Regions from separate parts of the Homo sapiens genome. Here region 2 is linked to region 1. A link is a loop called in an ENCODE intact Hi-C map of the cell type or tissue named here. Cell type or tissue: GM12878. All regions are shown on one strand.

Region 1 (2,500 bases):
ATTCAGATCCCCGGCATAAAAGTGACCCTTGTCTAGGGTCTCTTTCTCAATGAATGCAACACCATGGGACTTGTTCTTACACATCTTTTAACTCTGCACCTACCAGCCTGTGTGGTACATTGTAGGTGCTCAGTAAAGGCTCATTTCAACAGAAATTTCATTTTTTTACCCTCATGGTTTTGTGCCTTTCCCAACACACCGTGTATACATCCATTCATCCACCCAGGAATCACCATATGGGTACTGGGGATGTACAGCCAAATATGATATTGTGTTTAGTCTCATGGGTCTTATGAGTTAATGGGTGAGATGTCAGCTGTCTGAGTTTCAGTAACACCATCTATTAATGGATCATAATATTACTGACTCCATGGGGTTGTTGTGAAGATGAAATGGGATAACGCACAGAGTGCTCTTGGCACGGTGCCTGACATTGAAACTATTCAATCAATTTTAGTTTTATTACTATTGCAGTAGTTGATATAGCTTAAGCCTGGCTCAAACAGAGACGAGAACATGATTTGTGGGCATCTCTCCACGCCATGGGTATAAGCGTCTTACAAGTTACAGGATCATTAAAGTACTTTGTAAATTACTTGGCATTTCATAAGGCGTTTATTTTTATTTTTTAATTTTTGTGAGTACATAGTAGGTGTATATATATATGGGGTAAGTGAGATATTTTGATACAGGCATGTAATGTGGAATAAACACATCAAGGTAAATGGGGTATCCATCAATAAGGTGTTTTTATATTTACTGATCTGGCTATTATTCTTGTCCTCGTGTGATATCTCTGTCTTGTTTATCCTCTTCAAGGCTACCCTGTAAGTTTCATTTTGACCTGCTTTTATTCCTGTGCAAAAGTTAGCCAGCACAAAAGAGTAGCTTAATAATTTATTCTGGATTGAGACGCCCTTAGGGTCTGTCCATTAATTTCTTCCCTTCCAAAATGACTATAATTTTTTATTGTTTTTATTGGTTAAAAAGATGTATGTTCATTGCTTTAAAAAATGAAATGATACAAAGCGGTACAAAGTACAAAATACTTTATCAGTTGAAATAAATCACTCAGAGATACCTCTTTTAACATGTTGCTGAACCTTTTCCTTGAAATATCATTATACATTTCTCTGCAACTCTATCTAGTATTTCCATGTTACATGAATAGGGTCATTCTATGGAGCCAGCTCACTTTTTAGCCAGAAACTATCTGAGGAGGCTCTGGGAAAATTTCGTCTGGGGAGGCGCGCTTGCTCTCCCACAGGACCACCAGATGTCGCTGCTTCTGAATTTATCAGAATTTCCTGTCCCCAGGGCAGGCTGCAGAAATTAATGCTCAATGTTCCAATCCTGGGCCCTGGTTCGTACCATCCCTCTGGCCTAGGGCTGAAGATGAATTGATTTTGTTTTCAGTGACACCTGCAGAGGGCAAAAGTCATGCCCACACTGTGACATGGAGTGAACCTGTAGTGGCTCTTGGACTGAACAAGTTCTGACATGTGTGTTGGTTATGTTTGCACCTGTTTTCTCCTCCTCCCCCGTCCCCAAATTAGATCGTGAGATCCCTGCAGGAAGAGACTGAGTCCTGTAACCCAGAGTTCTCTTTCTGTAAAGCCCTCAATACCTGTTAAGTCTCAATTAAGAATAAGGTAGCTTGGGGACCTGGCATGGTAGCTCACACCTGTAATCCCAGCACTTTGGGGAGGCCCAGTTGGGTGGATCACTTGAGGCCAGGAGTTCGAGACCAGCCTGGCCAACATGGTGAAACTCTGTCTCTACTAAAAATACAAAAATTAGACAGGCGTGGTGGGGCATACCTGTAATCCCAGCTACTCGGGAGGCTGAGGCAGGAGAATTGCTTGAACCCAGGAGGTGGAGGCTGCAGTGAGCTGAGATCACACCACTGCACTCCAGCCTGGGCAACAGAGTGAGATTACATCTCAACCAAAAAAAAAAAAAAAAAAAAAAAGAAAAAAGAGATGGTGGCTAGGAAAATAGAGGCTAGAAAGAAAAAAAAAAGTAGGTGTTTTGAAAGCAGAAAACAAAGTATAAAAAATTATTGAGCTGGGAGTCAGAAAATCCAAATTTTACATTTGGATTAGGTCTTAATTCACTGGCTGACTTTGGACAAGCCTATTGACCTTTCTGGGGTCAAGTTGGTTTATGTATAGGAGGTTGGATAGAATGATCTCTCAACCTCTATTAGCTCTGACCTCCTTGGATACAAAAGTTCTTCTTGTCTTTTGTTGTTGTTTTTTGTTTGTTTTTGGGATGGGAGGATGTCAAATTGCATCTAGAAGTGAATCATTGGGCACCGTCAAGAAACCTGGGGAACTCAGGTCCTGGGGCATCCAGGGCAGGTCAGGCCTGAGGCTGAGCTGCACTTAACAATCCACCCTCCTTGCAGGGCCATTGGCGCCGGCCGCACCAGCACAGCCCATACATCATTATTAGATTCCCTTCATCATGCTAATTGACATGGGATGAAAAATATCCA
Region 2 (2,500 bases), 600 kb after region 1:
AGGTCACCATGGGAAAGGGTATAGGCAATGAACCAGGCTAGGATGTGAGAGTGATCTCCCTAGAGATCGGCCACTTATCAGCACGGGCTCTAACTCTTGCCTGCTAGACTGGTCCTCCTGGAGGGCAGGAGGCACATTGGTCCTGTTCACCAAGGTGGTTCCAGTGCTGGACACAGGGACTGGTACCTTCTAACTGCAGGAGTGGAGGATGGGTAGATAGGTGGATGAATGGATCGATGGGTAAATGGATGGACAGATGGATGGATGAATGGACAGAGGATGGATGAATGGACGGATAGATGGATGGATGGATGCTTAGACAAATAGATGAATGGACTGATGGATGGATGGATGGATGGATGGGTGGACAAATGCATGCATAAATAGATGGAGGCAGGGGGAGAATGAGGGGCTAGAGTCAACGGACTTACTGACTCTGAACTGGGTAGACTGAGAACACAGCCTTTGGAGACACCACCCAACTTCAATTTCTAGTTTGGACACTTCACATCTGCTTAATTTTCATCCAACTTATTGCCTTAGTTTTCATTATTTCAATCAGTAAAACAGAAATGAAAATAATAGCTCTTAACTTGCCAGATGTTATAAGAATTCAATAAAAGCATGTCTTTTTAGTCCTTCCACAGTGTTTGGTGCATTCGATAAATGCACCTCATCATCACCATAGTTGCAATGTTTGTGCCTCCTGGGTAGGGAACATTTGCATCAACCTCTCTGCCCCACAAACTCATCTTAAACTGAAACCACACATCTTGTGGCCAAAAATTATGGCAAAGCGTGCCCTGGGAGGAGAAACAAATGCCTCTTACCACATTACCTCATTAGCATCCACTGACACATTAGCCTGGATTAGATGTCCAGATAAGCAGTAGTCACCTGGCTGGGACAAACTAGGCCTGGGACAGGACAAATCCATTCATTGCCCCTAGGTGGCCCTGAAAGATGAGACACCCTCGTCCACACACACAAAGCTTGAGAATGGGTCCCACCCCTTCCTCATCTGGCAGGGTGTCTGGGTTTGCAGTTCCTGACACTAATAATGCCAGTGTCCAGGTTCAGGGCTAAGGTGACACCCCACCCCACACCCATCTTCTTTGTGATGCCTCTGGCTTCCAATCGGGAAGGGGGCAACCGAACCCAGAGAGCACATGGGCACCATCTGATGAGCATCTGCGGGCAAACGGGTAGTTTCTGTTGCAGGCGGAAGGAAGTGTCCGCAAGATGATCCGCACTGCATGTTTATTGAGGTAACTCTCCAGTGTGCTGCAGACCCAGGCTCTCAGGTACAAGTGGCGGGCTCCTCAGTGGGCCAACCACAGAGCGGTCTGAAGGAATGGAGCAGCAGGAAGTCTGTTGTGGTTGAAAGAAAGGCCATTGTCCCCGGCCAAAGAACCCTGAACAATATCCTCTTGCCCCCTCCTCCGCTTCTCCCTTGGTTAGAGAGAGCTGAATTCAAGACTCCTCTCTCTAGCCAATTTCAACTTCCATTCTTGACTGTTGAAAATATAATAGTACACAGCTTGAAGGATTAAATGAGTTCATGCACAAAGAGGGTTTAGAACAGTGCCTGGCAAACAGAATAGAGAACGCAGAAATAAACCCACACTTTAATATCAACTCATTTTTGACAAAGGCTGGGGAAAGGAAAGTCTTCGATAAGTAGTGCTGGAAAAACGGGATAGCCATTACCTATGGATAAACTTAAGAATGAAACTAGGCCCCATCACTCACCATACACAAAAACCAAATCAAAATAGATTAAAGACTTAAATCTAAGACCCGAGACTATGAGACGACTAGAGAAAAAAACATTGGGGAGACACTTCAGGACGCTGAGCAAGAATTTTTTTTGGGTAAGACCACAAAAGCACAGGCAACAAAAGCAAAAATAGACAAACGGGATCACATCAAGCTACAAAGCTTCTGCACGGCAAACAATCAACAAATTAAATAATCTACAAAATGGAAGAAAATATTTGCAAACTACCCATCTGACAAGGGATTAATAACCAAAATATATAAAGAACTCAAACAACTCAACAGCAAAAAAACAAGTAGTCCAATTTTTTAAACAGGCAAAAGAGCTGAACAGATATTTCTCAAAAGAAGACATACGAATGGCCAATGGATATATAAAAAAATGCACAGCATCACTAATCACCAGGGAACTGTGAGTCAAAAGCACAGTGAGATATCATCTCACCCCACCTGAAAGGGCTTTTATCAAGAAGACAAAAAATAACAGACGCTGGTGAGGATGTGAGAAAATGGAACACTCATACACTGTTGGTGGGAATGTAAATTAGTACAGCCACTATGGAGAAGAGTATGAAGGTTCTTCACAAGCTAAAAACAGAACTACCATATGATCTGGCAATCCCACTACTGTGTCTACACAGGAAAGGATTAATTATCCAAAGGAAAGGAAATCAATAAATCCAAGAGCTATCTGCACTCCCATGCTTACTGCAACATTCTT

The links. Hi-C counts contacts between places; a loop is a spot of excess contacts. Peaks named below come from ENCODE experiments on the same cell type or tissue, not always from the same donor. Only the 100,000 strongest peaks of a DNase experiment are listed, where the experiment ranks them.
Region 2: it touches region 1 in a loop (10-fold over the local background); 49 of 110 quality-filtered maps call a loop at or near these places.

The regions. Positions count from the first base shown.
Region 1 is chr16:16,860,376-16,862,875 of GRCh38, forward strand. No RefSeq gene overlaps it. Among named protein-coding and RNA genes, the nearest start is that of NPIPA7, 480 kb to the left of the region's middle. In GM12878, a CTCF peak has its summit at 1,281 (motif pointing right); a DNase peak (open chromatin) is centred at 1,396.
Region 2 is chr16:17,461,309-17,463,808 of GRCh38, forward strand. The region is part of intron 1 of XYLT1 (xylosyltransferase 1); the gene reads right to left. It overlaps LOC107987234 (a long non-coding RNA gene), which reads right to left. Exons shown (of 2, transcript XR_001752091.2): 2 at 1-2,500. Among named protein-coding and RNA genes, the nearest start is that of XYLT1, 8.4 kb to the right of the region's middle. RefSeq lists an enhancer at 817-866. In GM12878, a CTCF peak has its summit at 971 (motif pointing right); no DNase peak of the experiment used is centred here; H3K4me3 peaks cover 1,248 bases; H3K27ac peaks cover 916 bases.